Regions from separate parts of the Homo sapiens genome. Here regions 1, 2 and 3 are each linked to region 4. Evidence: read pairs that join two places in POLR2A ChIA-PET (ENCODE). Cell type or tissue: HepG2. All regions are shown on one strand. Each heading gives the region's core, and the rest is flanking DNA. Links, peaks and the distances in the headings are about the cores only.

Evidence for each region. Peaks named below come from ENCODE experiments on the same cell type or tissue, not always from the same donor. Only the 100,000 strongest peaks of a DNase experiment are listed, where the experiment ranks them.
Region 1: POLR2A ChIA-PET joins it to region 4 with 9 read pairs; 6 of 35 experiments call an interaction of 5 or more read pairs at or near these places.
Region 2: POLR2A ChIA-PET joins it to region 4 with 18 read pairs; 1 of 35 experiments calls an interaction of 5 or more read pairs at or near these places.
Region 3: POLR2A ChIA-PET joins it to region 4 with 6 read pairs; 5 of 35 experiments call an interaction of 5 or more read pairs at or near these places.

Annotation. Positions count from the first base shown.
Region 1 is chr16:12,677,306-12,682,116 of GRCh38, reverse strand. The region is part of intron 3 of CPPED1 (calcineurin like phosphoesterase domain containing 1); the gene reads left to right. Among named protein-coding and RNA genes, the nearest start is that of MIR4718, 41 kb to the left of the region's middle. In HepG2, for the core only: no CTCF peak of the experiment used is centred there; a DNase peak (open chromatin) is centred at 2,936.
Region 2 is chr16:12,751,937-12,756,747 of GRCh38, reverse strand. The region is part of intron 2 of CPPED1 (calcineurin like phosphoesterase domain containing 1); the gene reads left to right. LOC105371090 (a long non-coding RNA gene) reads right to left here. Exons shown (of 3, transcript XR_007064993.1): 2 at 1-3,757. Among named protein-coding and RNA genes, the nearest start is that of MIR4718, 34 kb to the right of the region's middle. In HepG2, for the core only: no CTCF peak of the experiment used is centred there; a DNase peak (open chromatin) is centred at 2,487; H3K4me3 peaks cover 892 bases.
Region 3 is chr16:12,813,367-12,818,177 of GRCh38, reverse strand. No RefSeq gene overlaps it. Among named protein-coding and RNA genes, the nearest start is that of CPPED1, 12 kb to the right of the region's middle. RefSeq lists a silencer at 1,029-1,229. In HepG2, for the core only: a CTCF peak has its summit at 2,612 (motif pointing right); a DNase peak (open chromatin) is centred at 2,607; H3K4me3 peaks cover 718 bases.
Region 4 is chr16:12,611,794-12,616,604 of GRCh38, reverse strand. No RefSeq gene overlaps it. Among named protein-coding and RNA genes, the nearest start is that of SNX29-AS3, 3.1 kb to the right of the region's middle. RefSeq lists enhancers at 2,650-2,809, 2,990-3,129, 2,260-3,459 and a cis regulatory region at 3,620-3,999. In HepG2, for the core only: no CTCF peak of the experiment used is centred there; DNase peaks (open chromatin) are centred at 2,744, 3,084 and 3,804.

The DNA of each region.
Region 1 (4,811 bases), core at 439-4,438, 65 kb before region 4:
AGTTGCAGTGAGCCAAGATCGCGCCACTGCACTCCAACATAGGCGACCGAGAGAGACACTGTCTCAAAAAAGTAATAAACGGCAGTGAGTCTGGGGGTTGGAGGAGCATAACTAATCCTCGAGTCCAGGATAGGGAAGTGATGCTATGCTGTAATCACACTCTCAAGGCTGTGGACTCAAGTGGGCAGCCAGCCACCTCTAGCCCCTGGAGAGTAATTATTTCCCAATTCTGCTCTTTGCCCTGGAGTGTGAGAGCACATCCCCATGTCCTTTCTGATTCTAAGTCGGATGCAGATGCGGTGGGTGGAAGTGGGAAACGTCATTTTATGAACGGGAATGTGGGCCCCCCTCAGCTGCCTCCAGGTGTTGGTGTGATAACTGTGACCACTGAACCTCTTCCATCCACTCTTTCTCAAACCTTTTGCTGCAGAACTACTTACATCCTAATGAAGCCGAGAATGCACAGCCCTAGGTGTTTTCTAGGCCACTTCTGTGCCATCCCCATCTCCCACATTCTTAGTTTTAATTAAGAGGAGCTTTGAAAAGGGAAGAATATAATTTTTGTGAATCGTTAATCAGGTGAGGTATGAAAAGTGTAATTTACATGGTGTCTTAGTTCGTTTTGTGCTGCTATAACAGAATACCTGAGCCTGGGTAATTTATAAAGAACAGAGATTGATTTTTTACAGTTCTGGGGGTTGGGAAGTCCAAGGTCAAGGGGCTGTATCTGGTGAGGGCCTTCTTGTTGGGGCATCCCTGGCAAGAGTGAGGAGGAAAGGGGCCTGGCCAAATTCATCCTTGTTTTAAAATCAGGAAGCCACTTCTCTGATAACAGCATTAATGCATTCTTGAGGGCAGAGCCCCCGTGACCTAATCATCTCTTAAAGGTCCATCTCCCAACGCTGTTACCCTGGGGATTAAGTTTATAACACTTAAACGTTGGGGGGCACATTGAAATAATAACGCATGGCTATTCTTTACGGGGGGAAACGGGGGTCGGGGGAGGAATCCTTAAAGCAAAGAAATCTCTTCAGGTTTTAGAGTATGAGCTGGCTTTAGGTAAAGGTCATTTTGACAACTGGGCCATTGCTTCCTACCCAAGCAAAACATTAAAAAGAAAGAAAGAGGAAGAGAATCTCAAGAGGAGGCTATGAATCCTAAGATAAACCAGATGCTTTATATCACATGGACCAGACATGTGAACAAATGCCTGAAATGACCAAGTGTATAGGTGTTAATGTCACATGCATCAGAGGAGATGAGGCTTGAACCCAGGTTTCCAGCAGGGTTCAGCCCAGGAGCACGTGGACCCATCACAGTGAAACCTTTGAGAGGCTTAGCTCCAGAAGGAGATATTGCCCCTACAGCCCACCCCAGGTCTCACAGGGGCAGAGCTGCTTGGCTTAGGCACTCCGTAACCTGAGAGTGTCTCTCTTCTCATGCTGATGATACAGCAAGCAGGAGTAGTTGGGCTTCTCCCCCAAGACCCAGATCAGAGGGGCTGTGCAGACAAGACTCCTTCTTCCCTGGGGGCTGTCTCTGCCCCCTGAATCTGGATGCTCTCTGAGAAGCTGTAGTAACTATGTGTGTCCCCATGCATGTGAGTAGTCCTTAGAGGGCTGAAAGGCTCTGAACTCTCCTGACCTCCCAGTTTACAGTATTTTTATTATTAAGATACAGATTGATCATCCGGCAACCTAGATTTTACATAGCAGTGTGGGGGCAGAGGGAAAGCTTTTGTTCCACCTTCTGAAGGTTCACTGTCGAAATGAACTGACAATAAACAGGTGAACAGGAAAAAATGCATACAGATTTATTAATGTGCTGAACTTGAGAGCCATACAATATATAAGACTCGGGGCAAATGGTTGAAGCTTATATACCCTATTCATAGGGGAGAGGGAGATGGGAGAAATGCAGGCAATTTTGAGCAGTCATAAATGATTTTTAGGGGAATTGAATGGGCCTAGGAAGCAGACATTACCTTCTAAATGATTTTTTTAGGAAACTGAATGGGACCAGTAAGTTATGGGAAGGTAAGAGGCAGAACTGCATTGTGAACAAAGGTTGTCTTATTATGTAGATAAAGTCTCCCAGGTAATCTCTTGGAGCTACTCTCAGAAGAATGGAAGAAAAGTCTGTCTGGGCATGGTGATGACTTTTAGTCTCTTCTCTTTTCCATTGGCTAATCTTTCTCGGTTATTTGATGAGATTCCTAGGGAGGGATTCTTAAGATAATTGCATTTCTTTTAGAAAGACATCTCCTTAGTCAGATAAGGAAATTCCAGAGACAGTCTGTCACTGCTCTTGGGGAGGGAAGGTCAGAGAGACCTTGAGGCTGCTGCTTTAGTTTAGCGTGTCAAAGTGCCATGTTTTGGGGTACCATTTCTGAGCCCCAACATCAGAAATACAGTTTTCAGGATGTTAGTGAGTAGCTCTAAAATAGGGCAGCATATCCTGAATGGAATAAGTAAAAGATACATTGTCGAATATATAAAAGCAAGTTGCAAATCTGTATGTAGCCTATTCCATTTTTGTGAAATTTTGTGTATGTATATATGTTTCTTTAGATCTATATCTAACATATATAGTAGTATACACATTTAAATTATCTGGAAAATACACACTAAACTCCTAAAACAGGAATAGGGATTTCAAGAAATTTCCCTCCTCCCACTTTCTTTTGTTTGATATTCTGTATTTTTACAACATTTGGGTTTAATTTAACAAGTATGCATTGTTTTTGTTTTTGTTTTTGTTTTACATTTTATTTGGAAATATTTTCAAGCTTACAGAAAAGATGCAAGAAAAGGAATAGTAAAAAGAATATCCACCTACTCTTTACACACACGTCCAACCATAGTAAGTCCGTGAACCTGCTTTGTTCAGAGGAAGATGAAAGGGATTATCCAGCATGAAAAACGAATGGGGAGGATAGCAGTTACTCAGAAGTTCTGGATAAACAAATATTTACTTTAGGTCCTCCTGAGGAGTTTCCCTTTTAATCTTTGCAAGGCTTTTGTGAGATCACCAAAGAATGAGCTTTCACTGATCAAACTCTCAAATCCTTGTTGGGTATTTAAATTGATTATGTTTTTCTGAAGAATAATTTAGCAGTCATATCAAAAGTCTAAAAAATAGGAATATGAAAACTAAATTTATAACCAACAAGAAAAAGAGTATTTTCACCAATACTTTTTAACATTGTATTGGAGATCCTAACTATTGCAAAAAGCAAGAGAAAGAAATAAGAAACATAAAGATAGGAAGTAAAATGGCCTATTTGCAGATGATACGATTTTTTTTAACTTAGAAAATCCCAGGAATCTACAAAATAATTACTAGAATGAATAAATGAATTTAGCAAGGTCTCAGGATACAAGGTTAATAGACAAAAATAATTGTATTTTTATATACTATCAGCAAGCAATTGTTAAGTGAAATTACAAAAATAATTCAATTTACAATAGCACCATAAAACATGAAATACCTAGGAATAGCAAAGGATGTCCAAGACCTCTACCTTTACAAAACATTGCTGAAAGTAATTTTAAAAGACCTGAGTAAATGGAAAAGTAGACCATGTTCATGGATTGCAGGGCCAATGTTAATACGGCATTTCCCCCCCGATTGAGCGACAGATTCAACAAAATCCCAATCAAAATTATAGCAGTTTTATTATTTGTAGAAATCAGCATACTGATTGTAAAATTTCCGTGGAAATGCAAGGTACCTATAATGGCCAAAACAGTTGAATTAGATCTGAGTTACTTTTTTAGATGGAAGGATGTGGACACTTTTAAAGTAGATATAGAAGTCTCTTTCTGACCGTCAGGACAGATGCTCTTACTTATAGAATAGTTGACCTTTTTTGTGTTCACTAACACAATTCACTTGCCTCCCTTATTTGAAATGGCATTCATGGTTTTATAAATGAAACTACAAATTACTCTTTCCTTTGTTGTCACTGTTTTTTGATTTTTATTTTTGAGAAGCACAGAAACTTTCAGACTTTTGAAGAATCAAGAACTCTTGGCTGAACTTTACCCAAGTGTATTCTTTTTAATGGTATGCTTTATTAGTGAGGGTGGCCTTCCTCCTATTTTTGTAAATAAAGTTTTATTGGATCACAGCCATGCCCACAAGCTTATATACTTTCTATGGCTGTTTTCACGCTACAAAGGAAGGCGGAGTTGAGTAGTCGTGACAGAGACCACATGGCCCACAAAGGCGAAAATATTTACTGTCCAGACCTTTCTGGAAAATGTTTGCTGACCCAGGTCAATTAAGTTCCAAGTGATCCTCAAAAGAAGTTCCATGAAAATGTCTTTAAGATGCCATGCTAGTTAACAGGATTTGGGGATGAGAGGGTTTGAATCAATGAAAGGCTGAAGCCGGAAGTGATGGGATGCTTTGATGCTTACCACAAGAAGGAAGACACATACACGACCGTGGCACTTCCTTTTTTCTTTTTTTGAGACAGAGTCTCGCTCTGCCACCAAACTGGAGTGCAGTGGCACGAGCTCAGCTCACTGCAGCCTCTGCCTCCCAGGTTCAAGTGATTCTCGTGCCTCAGCCTCCCAAGTAGCTGGGATTACTGACGCCCACCACCACATCCACATCCACATTTCTGTATTTTTAGTAGAGACAGGGTTTTGCCATGTTGGCCAGGCTGGTCTCAAACTCCTAGCCTCAAGTGATCTGCACGCCTCGGCCTCCCAAAGTGCTGGGATTACAGGCATAAGCCACCGCGCCCAGCCAACCTTGGAATTTTTTGTAAGTCATTCCATTTCAGCCAGTCTATAGCCCCA
Region 2 (4,811 bases), core at 554-4,553, 140 kb before region 4:
TCAAGGGAATCACTCACTGTTTTAATTTTATTTTTTTAATTTTTTAGACAGAGTCTTGCTCTGTTGCCCAGGCTGGGGTGCAGTGGTATCTCGGCTCACTGCAACCTCTGCCTCCTGGGTTCAAGTGATTCTCGTGCCTCAGCCTCCCAAGTAACTGGGATGACAGGTGTGCTCCACCATGCCTGTGCCATCACACCCAGCTAATTTTTTTGTATTTTTAGTAGACACAGGGTTTTGCCATGTTAGCCAGCTGGTCTCGAACTGACCTCAAGTGGTCCTCCCTCCTCAGCCTCACAGAATGCTGGAATTACAGACATGAGCCACCGCACCTGGCTCACTGTTCTTAAATGCATCTCTGCTGCCACAGCCCCAGAGTAGTTTGCGTGGAACTGCCCACGTGAGATGCAGCATTGTTGCAGATCACTCCCATAATTTGCAGCATTTTGCCCTTGTGAATTTCAGTTTGAGACTCTTATTTAAGACGATAACTGACTACATCCACAGCTTCTCAGTATGGACAGCGTGTCCTTCCCAAATTGCCAGTCTTGTGGACGTGTCATTATATGAGTTTCAGCTGGCCTAGAGCTGAACCAACTTCCGATTTTTTTTTGTTTTTTTTGACGGAGTTTCGCTCTGTTGCCCAGGCTGGAGTGCAGTAGCGCGATCTTGGCTCACTGCAAGCTCCGCCTCCTGGGTTCACGCCATTCTCCTGCCTCAGCCTCCCGAGTAGCTGGGACTACAGGTGCCCGCGACCACGCCCGGCTAATTTTTTGTGTTTTTATTGGAGACAGGTTTTCACCGTGTTAGCCAGGATGGTCATCTCCTGACCTCAGGTGATCCGCCCGCCTTGACCTCCCAAAGTGCTGGGTTTACAGGCGTGAGCCACCGTACCCAGCAACTTCTGATTCTTTGAGGCATCTTGCAGAGTGCCCCCACCACGCCCCTGCCATGCAAATTTCATATATGCCACATAACTTGGATTTCACATGACGCTGTCCCAAACATATCTTCTAAATTTGCTGAATGTGTCTAGCTGTTTTCCTATGATGAAGCAAATGAGTAAATTAACTTTATTGTATGCGTATTAGCCTTCTGGAAAGTATTTATATCTATCACAAAAATGCCCTAACATCCTAACAAGTAGACACATAAAGATACATATTGAGGCAGGGTGTGGTAGTTCATGCCTGTAATCCTAGCATGTTGAGAGGCTGAGGTGGGAGGATTGCTTGAGGCCAGGAGTTCATACACCAGCCTCAGCCACATAGTGAGACCCCATCTCTACAAAAAATACAAAAATTAGCCAGGCATGGTGGCATGCACCTGTAGTCCCAGCTACTCAGGAGGCTGAGGTAGGAGGATTGCTTGAGCCTGGGAGGTCAAGGCTGCAGTGAGCTATGATCGTGCCACTGAACTGCAGCCTGGGCAACAGAGGGAGACCTTGTCTCAAAAAAAAAAAAAAAAAAGAATGCATACTGTATGCTTGTGAGAAGGTTACCCTGAGAGAATGTCAGTGATTAATACATGAGCATCACTGGTATGCTCGTCATAAAAATGATGCAATTCCAATGCCAGAAGGGACCCATCAGAGATGATTTGACCCCATTTTTGCCACTTTATGTCCAGGAGGAAACTGTTCACCTTAGTCTTGAATAAGCCACATTTGCCTGCAGCTTCCTGGGAGCAGATGTTTTCCAGTGAATCTGACTTACCTTTTTCTGCTAGCTACACATTTTTTGTACAACAGATCTCTCTGTTGCCCAGGCTAGAGTGCAGTGCTGTAGTCACGGCTCACTACAGCTTCTAACTCCTGTGCTCAAGCCATCCTCCCACCTCAGCTCCTGAATAGCTGGGACTACAAGTACACACCACCATGCCGGCCTAATTTAAAGAATTTTTTTTTTAATTTTAATAGAGACAGAGGTCTCACTGTGTCGCCCAGGCTGGTCTCGAACTCCTGGTTTCAGGTGATCCTCCCGCCTTGGCCTCCCAAAGTGCTGGGATTACAGGTGTGAGCCACAGCACCTGCCTATGCTACACTTTAACATTTTTTTCAGTTGGGTCCATTGTGGGGCCAAAGAAAAGCTGGTATTCTCCCTTTTGGCCTCTGCCTGTCAGCTGTGGAGAAGGTCCTGTGAAATTGGATTTTTATAAATAGACTATGCAGGAGGACCTTAGAGGGACTCTGCACTGGATGCTTTTGTAAGATGAAGAACCTGCTTATAATGTGCACATGCCCCTTTAATTTGTTTAATCAGATTTGTAGACATCAGGTTTAGAAATTGGGCCCCCCTTCCCTGAGTGTATTAAATGTGACTGCTTTTAGCATGGGGGGCCCGTCTCATGATGGGGAAAGACAGGCGCCCCTGTGTGTGTTCACCACAGCAGATCCACAGCTAACAAGCAGCTGCTGGTGAAATAAAGTTGCCTTGAACTAAGAGGGCTTCATCTGGTGTTTGGTTTGGCTTGAAAACACTCTGTCGAAATGTTCTAGAGGTGGAGCTGGTTTTAAAATCAATATTATTTCATCTGTCATCAAACAGAGCCTCTAAACCCTCAAATGGGTGGGTTCAAAAGCCACAGTGAACCCGAGTGTGCCCCTCCATCACTGAGATGCAGTTTAGGGACTAAGCGTCTCTGTTTTCTTCTACCTGAAAAAGCAATGGTGTACAAAGAAATGAAAAACTCTGCGTGCAGAGCCTCAGAGGGCTGTCAGCTGGAAAGGAGGGCTACCAAGACCCCCGTGAGACTGACTTTCTCGTGATGCAATGACCAGGATCACCCTTGCAAGCAACCAGAGCTGCCATTCATTACCCAGCCTGTCATTCTTACCTAGGTTCTCCCCAAGCCACACAGGAGGGCCAGCTTCATTTCCTCTTTTCCTGGATCGGTCACCAGATAGGATTGGATAACCTCAGAAAGCTACACTTTATGAAAGGGAGACGTTAAAAAAATAAATGAGAGGGGGCTCCTGTAGGGAGAAGAACCAAATAAAGAACCACAGGCTCCCTGTGGAAAACGGGAAGTGTGTTCACATTAGGGGCAGGAGGGCGGGTAGACACATGGATTCTGAGGAAGGGGGAATTTATGAATGTATGAGGTGGCTGGGGTTGTTGAGACTTGGGAAGATTGAGAATCCAGGGACAGGAAGAGTAGTCAGACCTGGAGGAGGAGGGGAGGGTCTAGGCATGGAGATCAGTGACCAGGAAAGGTGGCCATCTGACCAGGAAGGGTGGCGATCAGTGACTTTTGCCATCACTGGGACCGCATGGCCTTCTGTTCTCTGCTGCTGCTGCTGCTTTTGTTTGTTCCTTTGCCAAAGCCTGGCTTTCTTGGTTTTGGGGCACGCACGGGACCTACCCCTGCCATGGCTTCGTAGGATTTCACAGCTCAGCTCTTGAATGAGATGCGTTGACATCAAAATATTATCAGTTTCAATTTCACCCAAAGAGTAAAGGTGATTAGCTCTGCTGGGGACAGACGTCTCCCGAGGCCAGGATCACACTGCAGGACAGCATCACTGGGGGCTAGGATTTCAACATGCGAATTTGGGAGTGACACAAACATTCAGTCCATAGCAGTGTGTAAAGAAATCCAGTAACTTTTCAAAGAAATATTTTTCACAGTGAATAGAATAATAGGATAGTAAAAAAAAATTTAGATCATAAATTCACACTATACCGAATTTATGAAGGTTCAGACATGTTGAATTTGCTTAACTGAACATCATTTTGCTATCGGTCTTCAGTTTATGAATCTGAAAGGCAAGAGAGTTTGGAGTTTATGGCTAGAGAGGCGGAAATAGATATATGTCATTAATATATTGACATATTTATATATTATATAATGTTATTAATATGTAATTATATATTATATTAATAAATAGTACAGCTAGTATATAATACATAATCTAATTAATATATGTTATGTAATGTCTTGCCAGAGATGAATTTTAATAGATAATTTCTACTAGCTCCAAATGTTTTTCTTTGTTTTTATTTTATTCTGGTGCAGTTTTTGAAAGCACTTCATTTTTGGCATGTGTTTTAGTTTGCAAGATTTTATATATATAAATATATATTATATATCATATAATATATAAACATATACATAATATATAATATAAATATATATACTATATATATAAATTTTCATACCATTACATACTGTCTTTTTATTCATTTGTTTACCTGCCAGGATAGACTTCTAACTGATTTTCAGAATTTAATAAATTTGATCTACTCAGAGCTGACACAGATTGATTTATTCCCAACAATCTAAAGGCAACTGTGGTTGAACAGAAGGCCGTTAGAGAGAATTAAGTGAGGGCTGTCAAGATTAAACAAAGCTTCCATATTTCGTGTGGTAGAGTAGGAGATAACATAAGAGTTTCTTATCAAGCATGACAACTCATTAAACCCCTAACAGTGATTCAGGAGCCAGTTTATGTCATAAACTAACATCAATTAGGCTTTTTAAGAGCCAGAAGATGCTTTTCACACCAAAATCCAGTTACAGCCTGTGATGTTTTTTTAATAGACTTTCTTAAAGAAAGCAGGAGCCTTTTTATATTCAAACAGCACTTTAACCTCTGCTCTATTCTCATTGTGTTTAAGTTTATAAACCAGAACTAGTTTATTACGAGGAAGCTTTAATCTTCAAAGCAAAGTTGTGCTCAGTAATTTGGGATAGAGTGGGAAATGCTTTGACCTGGGGAGTCAGACAAAACTGGGTTTGAATTCTATGACTTTGGTGGCTCTAGGAAGCTTGCTTTTTACTTCCTATTCAGAGCTTCCTAGCACAGACATTTC
Region 3 (4,811 bases), core at 455-4,454, 200 kb before region 4:
CTGCGATTAAAGGTGTGAGCCACGACGCCCAACCAGTTTTGTTTTTTTAATGGTCTTGCTCTGTTGTCTAGGCTAGAGTGCAGTGGTGTGATCTCAGCTCACTGCTACCTCTGCCTCCTAAGCTCAAGCAATTCTCCCGCCTCAGCCTCCTGAGTAGCTAGGACCACAAGTGCACACCATCACACTCAGGTAATTTTTAAAATTTTATTGCAGAGACAGGTTCTCGTTATGTTGCCCAGGCTGCAATTCTCCCACCACAGCTTCCCAAAGTGCTGGGATTACAGGCGTGAGCCGTCATGCTGGGCCCTAGATTCTGGTGTTTTCTGTTATCCTTGATATTCCTTGTCTTATAGATGCATCCTAGCCACACACTCTAATCTCTGTGGTTGTCTTCACATTGCTTTCTCTGTGTGTCCTCTTCTCTTCTTAAAAGACATCAGCCCAGGCACGGTGGCTCATGCCTGTAATCCCAGCACTTTGGGAGGCCTAGGCAAGAGGATCACTTGAGCCGAGGAGTTAAAGACCAGCTGGGCAACATGACATCCAATCAGAAACTCCCAGAGTGAAGTCTTAGGACGAATATGCTTGAAAAGCTCCCCAGGAAATTGTAATGTGCAGCCAGGATTAAGAACCACTAATTGAGACTAATATGCTCAGAGTCTGAAGAGAGAAAATCCAGAATCCTGATGTTGGAGTGCCTCTAGCTACAGACCTTATTTCTCCAGAATATTATATCCTCAATTAAAAAAAAAAAAAAAAAAAAAACAGGCTAGGCCAAGCCTGGTGGCTCACGTCTGTAATCCCAGCACTTTGGGAGGCCGAGGTGGGTGGATCACTTGAGGTCTGGAGTTTGAGACCAGCCTGGCCAAAATGGCAAAACCCCATCTCTACTAAAAATACAAAAAAAAAAAAAAGAAAGAAAATTAGCTAAGCATGGTGGCAGGTGCCTGTAATCCCAGCTACTCGGAAGGCTGAGGCAGGGAGAACTGCTTGAACCCAGGAGGTAGAGGTTGCAGCGAGCTGAGATTACACCATTGAGATTACACTCCAGCCTGAGTGACAGAGCAAGACTCCATCTCAAACAAACAAACAAAATCTAAAAAAAAACAAGCTAGTGCTTTGGGAAGATAAAAACCAGCAAGACTTGACAGATTCAGACATGTGTTCCTTTTCTTAGGAAACAAGAGAAGGAACACTCTATAATTTTTTTGTTGTTGTTTGTTTTTTTAAGATGGAATTTCACTCTTGTTGCCCAGGCTGGAGTGCAATGATGCAATCTCGGCTCACTGCAACCACTTCCTCCTGGGTTCAAGCAATTCTCCAGCCTCAGCCTCCTGAGTAGCTGAGATTACAAGCACCTGCCACCACGCCTGGCTAATTTTTGTATTTTTAGTAAGGAAGGAATTTCACCATGTTGGCCAGGCTGGTCTCCTGACCTCAAGTGATCTACCCACCTCAGCCTCCCAAAGTGCTGGGATTACAGGCATGAGCCACCGTGCCTGGCCAAAAATTTTTTTTAGAAGATATCAGTCATTGGATTTAGGGCCCACTCCAATCCAGTATGAGTATTAACTTGATTACATCTGCAAAGACCTGTCTTACAATTAAGATCAAATTCACAGGTTCTAGATGGACATGAATTTTCTGAAGACACTCTTCAATCATTCAATCCTATGCATAAAATTTCAAGACTGTGGTGAAGCTTAAATAGGACTCTGTATGAAAAGGTATGTATCCCAGTGCCCAGTGACTCAGCAGTGTATTGCATTTGTCTCCTCACACCAGCAGCAATAGGCTGTATTGTTCACTTGCCATTCACTTGACTCAGGTGCTTGGCTTATTTTATTTTATTCTTTTTTTTTTTTTTTTTTTTTTTGAGACAGAGTCTTACTCTATCACCCAGGCTGGAGTGCAGTGGCATGATCTCAGCTTACTGGAAGCTCCACCTCCCAGGTTCAAGTGAGTCTCCTGCTTTAGCCTCCCAAATACCTGGGATTACAGGTATGCGCCACCACGCCTGGCTAATTTTTTTTTTTTTTTTTTTTTTTTGTATTTTTAGTAGAGACAGGGCTTCAGCATATTGTCCAGGTTAATCTCGAACTCCTGACCTCAAGTGATCCACCCGCCTCGGCCTCCCAAAGTGCTGGGATTACAGGCATGAGCCACTGCGCCCAGCCAGTTGGCTTATTTTAGAGTGTGGACAAGCAGTTCTTCACCCTAGCTTCATATTAGGATCACCTGGGACATTGAAAGAGCAATGCTGAGGTCTCATCCAAAACTCATCCAATCAGAAATTCCCAGGGTGAAGTCTTGGAACGAATATGCTTCAAAAGCTCCCCAAGCGGTTCTAATGTGCAGCCCGGGTTGAGAACCACTAATTGAGACTAATATGTTCAGAGTCCCAAGAGAGAAAATCCAGAATCCTGTTGTTGGAGTGCCTCTGCGTACAGACCTTATAGTCCAGAATATTAAATGCTCAATAAAAAACCAAGCTAGTGCTTTGGGAAGATAAAAACCAGTAAGAGCTGACAGATTCAGACATGTGTTCCTTCTCTTAGGAAACAAAGCACAGTTATGATGTTAGCAAACACAGGATTTGGTTTCAATCAAACAGTGCCCAGCAGGGGGAAGATAGAGAAAGAAAATGAAACGCAGAAAGGGTTGCATGTATCAACAGTGTTTTCCGACAAAACTGGTGGCTTTCAATTTTGCCCTGGCCCCCAGTGACAAAAATGTCATCCTGAGAGGGCCAGAACAGACTACAGTTACTTTGCAAGAATATATGACAAACAGCAAGGCAAGAGGTGGGGGTTGAAGTATGTAAAATTCTGTTGTTGTTATTCATTGTAAACTCATCCAATACCAAGATTCATGGAGAAACTAAATGGAATTTGGAATCTGCCCTTGGGATTCTCAACATTAGTAAGTTTAACCGAGAAGCAAATTCCACTTTGATTAGGGTCTTTTTATTAAGGGCTTTGTATTCATTAAGGGCTTCCTATGTGTCAGGTCCTGTTCTGGACACTTGGTGTATTCTAATGGATACATAAGCCTTGGGGAGCTCATACCTCTGCAAAGAGCTTAAGTTGTACGGTCAATGCACAATTGAGTTCAGTGGAGTGGAGCTTTCAGGAATATTCTTATTCTTGTTGAAAAAGGGGGAAAAGTTCATTTCACAACCCAAGAGAACAATTGCAAAATATTTAAATGCTTCAGGAGGCTGGGTTCATTATTCAGATGAAAAAAAAATGAAGATTAGAAAGTTGGCCTGGCACGGTGGCTCATGCCTATAATCCCAGCACTTTGGGAGGCCGAGGCGGGTGGATTACCTGAGGTCAGGAATTTGAGAGCAGCCTGGCCAACATGATGAGACCCCGTCTTTACTAAGAATACAAAAAATTAGCCAGGCGTGGTGGTGGGTGCCTGTAATCCTGGCTACTTGGGATGCTGATGCAGGAGAATCGTTTGAACCTGGGAGGCGGAAGCTGCAGTGAGCCGAGATCGTGCCACTGCATCCAGCCTGGGCAACAAGTGCGAAACTCTGTCTTAAAAAAAAAAAAAAAAAAAAAAAAGGAGAAGAAGAAAAAAGTTAACAGTAAGCTCCACTATCATCCAGAAAGTAATTTACAAGGGAGTGTTAAGCAATATAGGGGAGGTAGAAAAGAAAGCCTAAATGGTAAGTTAAACTCAAGTTTCTGGATGAAAAATAGTTGGAACAATTAGTACTATCTGCTTCCAAGGCTGAGAACTGCATTTGAGAAGGTGAGCATACTTACGGCTGTTCTGTCCCACATGCCAGAGGTAGGCCATCGGACAGAAGAACCGAAGCAACAGGAAAGATTCACTGGCTACAGGTTATTCATGAATGTTCTGAATCAGCATTGTCCAATAGAAATTCTGCATCGATGGGAATGTTCCACATGTGTGCTGTCCAATATGGTAGATACTAGCCTACGGGTGCCAGATACAATATGAATGCTCAATTAAATTGGTATTTCAGATACACAAAATAATTTTTTTTTTTTGAGACAGAGCCTCACTCTGTCTCCCAGGCTGGAGGGCAGTAGCCTCATCACGACTCACTGCAGCCTTGACTTTCTGGGCTCAGATGATGCCCTCCCCTCAGCCTCCAGAGTAGCTGGAACTACAGGCATGTGCCACCATGCCCAGCTAATTTTTGTATTTTTTGTAGATATGGGGTCTTGCTATGTTGCCCAGGCTGGCCTCGAACTCCTGGGTTGACATGATCCTCTCCCTTGGCCTCCCAAAATGCTGGGATCCCAGATGTGAACCACCATGCCCAGCCCCCTTGTCACTTGGGAGGCTGAGGCAGGAGAATCACTTGAAAAAGCCCAGCGTGGTGGCTCACACCTGTAATCCCAACACTTTGGGAAGCCAAGTTGGGTGGATCACTTCAGGTCAGGAGTTCAAAACCAGCCTGACCAACATGGTGAAACCCCGTCTCTACTAAAAGTACAAAATTAGCCAGGCGTGGTGGGACATGCCTGTGATCTCAGCTACTTGGGAGGCTGAGGCAGGAGAATCCCTTGAACCTGGGAGCTGGGAGGCAGAGGTTGCAGTGAGCCGAGATTGCGCCATTGCACTCCAGCCTGGGCAACAGAGGGAGATTCCATCTAAAACAAAAAAAAAAAAAAGGAAGGAAGGAAGAAAGCGGCAGAGGAAGCAGTCAGATATGCATTTATCTCATATGAGCAGAGGGATGACTGAGTTATATCTGTCCTTTGTCCACAAGGAATTTCCTTGTGGGCAAATTGTGAGGGAGGTATGTAATGTTTTTATTTTTGTAGCTA
Region 4 (4,811 bases), core at 326-4,325:
TTTTGTATCGCCCTGCTACTTAAAATTCTTATTACATAAGCTACAACCTCAAGTGCAATTTTGAAAAGTAGCAATGGGAGGGGTGCAGGGGCTCAGACCTGTAATCCTAGCACTTTGGGAGAGAAGATGGCTTGAGCCCAGGAGTTCAAGACCAGCCTTGTAGTCCCAGCTACTCAGGACGCTGAGGTGTAGAGGAGGATCTTTCAAGCCTGGGGAGGTCAACGTAGGAGGATCCCTTGAGTTGAGGGAGGTTGAGGGTGCAGTGAGCCATGATCGTGCCACTGTACTCCAGCCTGGCTAACAGAGGAGACCCTGTCTTTCCCCTATCCCCACCACCCAAAAACGATAGCATGAGTCTCTTGTTCTTTATACTTGGGGACATCTTAAGGCTATTAATACAGTTGCTATTGACCGGAGGTTAATTCTTAGAGCAGGGTGATATTAGTATATCTATTCAAGCTTTATGTCACATTTTAATATAGAGGGCTGAGTTAGTGTCACTTTTTCTTCTTTCTTGTATGATGTCTTGTTTAAACATGAGACCAGTAGCTTCGTGTGGCATAAAATTGTTAGGTCATGGCTCAATCCTTTAAACTTTGTTCTATTCTGGATTTTTTTAAAAAAAACTGCGGCCTATTGTGGTTAACATTTTATTATCCTGGATATATGCAGGATTATATAAGAACTTTGCCAAGCTAGAGATCTCCTTTCACCTGTTCTGTTGATGCTTTCTGATCCATGAAATGAGTATTTTCAGCTCCAAGTTACTTCAGCTATATCCTTGTTAATTGTTTCAATTACTAGGGAAAGGATTGGTTTCGTCATTCTTTTTTGTCCTCCGTATTATTAGTTTTCTGGTTCTTCTCCTTTAATGTTTTTCTGGTCTTTGGCCCTTCTGCTTTATGGGAGAAAAGGATTTTCTGAAGTCATTTGGTATCTCCAATGCTGAGTTACCCCCCCACCCCCCAACTTTTTTTTTTTTTTTAAACACACGGTCTCACCCTATGCTTTAGGCTGGAGTGTAGTGGTAAGATCATAGCCTCGATCTCCTGGGCTCGAGTGATCCTCCACAAGTATCTGGGGACTACTAGTGCATGCCACCACTCCTGGCTAATTTTTAAACTTTCGTAGAGACAAGGTCTTGCTATCTTGTCGGGGATGGTCTCAAACTCCTCAACTGGAGCAATCCTCGTGCCTTGGCCTCCGAAATTGCTGGGATTATAGGCATGAGCCACCAGGCCTGGTCTGACTCGTTCAATGTAGTTAAATCTTCTGTAACAAGGTTCTCTTATACTTTGGGGGATGGCCCCATTTAGGCAAAAATAAGATTTCTTACTATTTTCCAGTGATAAGTACTTGTTAGAACTATGATAATGGATTATATGTGCATATCATAACTCAAAGGCTTTGACACGCATTATCTGATTTGATTACCAGTCATGCATTTAAAGAGATTAGTGTATCCTTTTTCAAAGGATACACTAAGAGGTGAACTGAGGGTGTTCTGTAGCGACTTAATGTTGTAACTAGTAGGTAAAAGCAGAGAGCTAGTATTTAACTCCCAGTCCCCATATTGGCTGACCACTGAATTGCCTGGGCAGGTTCCTAAATGCTTTCTTGCCAGAGAATTCCCTAGATCTGCCTACAGAAAGCACACAGGTGTCTGTGAAAGGCAGGGGCACCCAGGGGTCAAGAGCAAAGGCTCTAGAGTGAGCATGTGTACATCTGTAAATGCTGAAAATCTGAGACAGGTTGCAGTTAATCCAGAAAGTTTATTTTGCCAAAGTTGAACACACCTGTCTGTGACACTCTCAGGAGTTCCTGACGACCTGTGCCCGAGGTGGTCAGAACACAACTGGCTTTTACACTTCCTAGGGAGACATAACACATCCATCAATACGTGCTGGATGAACATTGGTTCGGTCTGGAAAGACGGGGCAGGTCTAGAAAGGCAAGACAACTTGAAGCAAAGCTGGGAGGACTCGACGGCGCGGTGGGGGAGGGGCGGGGTGGGCTTCCAGGTCCTAGGTAGATAAGAGACAAATGGTTCCATTCTTCTGACTTTAAGTTCTTTTTTTTGGTGGTTTTTTCAATGTAACTTAAAGACTTACCGTAATTTAGAGTTTATTACCCTGAGTCTTGAGCCAACTTGGCTGACTGTGAAATGCAAGGTATATTCATGAGAGAACTGCGACTCTCACATGAAGATTTTAGTATACACGGTTAAACACTTACTGTTACTGCAGAATCAACGTTCTCTTTCTGTGATTTCAAGTTATAAACTGATAATGCATAACCTTGTCTGAAAAGAGACGATGTGCCCAAGGAGAGCACACGTGCATGATTGCAGCTTTGGCCCTGAGCACGATGCTTTTCTTTTTGGAGAGTGGATTCCAAACACAGTGGCTGTCACAAGGCTTCTCATGGACCAAGATGTTATAAATAATCGGTGCCATAAAAGAAATAGCACTGAAATGTAAATTTAACTTTCTGCAGCTTTTACTTCTATAGAAGGGTGCAACTCGTGAGTGGAGCAATACTGAGGGCATACCTGAACAAGGGATGGGAAGGGGTTTTTATTCCTGATGTAGGTAGCCCCTACTGCTGTGTCATTCCCCTATTGGCTAAGGTCGGACCACACAGTCTAAGCTAATTCCGATTGCCTATTTTAAAGAAAGCCAGGGGTATGAGTCGGAGTGGTGGGGGTGAGTAGCTTGGCAGGAAAGACGGTTACAGAACAGGTGACTAAGGATGAGTCAGGACACAGCAGGTGACCAGGGTGACTCAGGTCAAAGCAGGTGACCAGTGGAACAGATGTGAACTACTGATTAGAACTGGTGGGAAAGTTGCTCACTGAATCTAGAGGCAAGGGGGTGAAGGAAAACCACAAAAAACGTTAAAATGGAGAACAAAGAATGAGAGAGCTGAACATACTGACATAATGATTCTTTGAAGAGAAACTTGGAGTTCACTATATTTAACAAAGAGGTGGTGGAAGGCGTGGAAAGAAAAGGAACAAGCATCCTGTCTTGGTCCCTGTCCTTCAGCCCTTGAGTTCAAAGGGCAGAGGCATCGAAATGTTTGTCGGATTAATGATTAACATCTGCTGGTCTGCCGCCGTTCTCCTTGGGAGCATGGCCAAGGTCTACATCCCCTATTCTTCCCCCTCTATCTGGCTTGATCTGTGACTTTCATCTAATTTACAAACATTTGCATTGAAATGACAATCTCAAGGCTCAAAGACTTCAACCTCAAGCACCATGTAGTAGCCCAGTGAATTTTTTTTTTTTTTAAGCAGCGGGGGTGGGCTTTGGGGAGACGGGGGAATGAGTAAGAAACTTCTTGGGTCTGTTATCAGAGGCATTCGAACCAGAGCAACTCCGTCCTGAATGAGGGCTAGGAAAATGAGGCTGGAACTTGGGAGGCGGCATTCTGGACTGGTAGCTATTCTTGGCCTCTAGATGTTTCTGGTTAAGGGAACAGATTAATAACACTTAAAAATTATTGATGCCACAAAAGAAATAGCACTTGAAAATTTCCTCAAGGCAATTTTACTTCTATAGAAGGGTGACTTACAGATGGAGCAATGGCGAGAGCACAGCTGAACCAAGGGAGAGGAAGGGGTTCTTATTTCTGAGACAGGTAGCCTCTACTGCTGTCATTCCCCTATTGGCTAGGGTTGGACCACAGTGTAAGCTAATTCCGAATGGCTATTTTAAAGAGCAGTGGGTACAAGTCTGAGAAGCAGGAATGACTGCTACAGAACCGGTGACTCACGATGATTGAAGTCAGAGCAGGTAACCAGCGTTGACTCAGGATGGAGTAGGTGACCAGGGCAACACATGTGACCTACTGATTAGAACTGGTGGAAAAGCTTGTTTACTGAAACTAGGGGCAAGGAGATGAGAACGAGGAAGTTAAACTTTAAAATGGACAAAACGGGAGCCGAACGTGTACTGATAGATTGGCTCTTTGGATGGGATGTCAGAACTCATTGTACTTAACAATTGACAGGCTAAAATCTTGGAAGAGGTATTACATCCTTCAATGCTTACTAAAGAGACCCAGATGTGGGAGTGTCATGTTATCCTGATACCTTGAACAGAAGGATTCGTAATTTCGCTTCGAAGATAATACTGATTCTTGTAAAATGTAGTAATTAAGAATTATTACAAATCCTTGTAGCAGAGCATGTCTCTCATCAAGATGTTTTGTTTTTTGATGCAGTCTTGCTCTGTTGTCCAGATTGGAGTACAATGGTGCAGTCTCAGCTCATTGCAACCTCTACCTCCCGGGTTCAAGCAATTCTCCTGCCTTAGCCTCCCAAGTAGCTGGGCGCACAGGCACGTGCCACCACCCCTGGCTAATTTTTGTATTTTTTAGTACAGACTGTTTGACCATGTTGTGTAGGCTAGTCTCAAACGCATGACCTCAAGTGATCCCCCCCACCTCAGCCTCACAAAGTGCTGGGATTACAGGCGTGAATCACCATGCCCGGCCCCTCATGATCTTTTTTATTCTCTATAAACAAGCATTGTACCTAGAGTGGATGCATTCCCCTTTCTTTTGGGAATGCCCTACTCTATGGCTAACAGTACTTAGGCTACTTCCTTAATAAACATACTTTTGCTTTGCACTGTGGACTTGCCCCTGAATTCTTTTGTGCACGAGATCCAAGAAGCCTCTCTTGGGGGTCTGGATCAGGACCCCTTGCCTGTAACATTGTTACCTCCCTTTTCGACCAAAGCAGCCTCATTTTTTTTATTGCATTGTGGTGTGGAGCCCCAAAACTAGTTGGCATCTCTGGACCC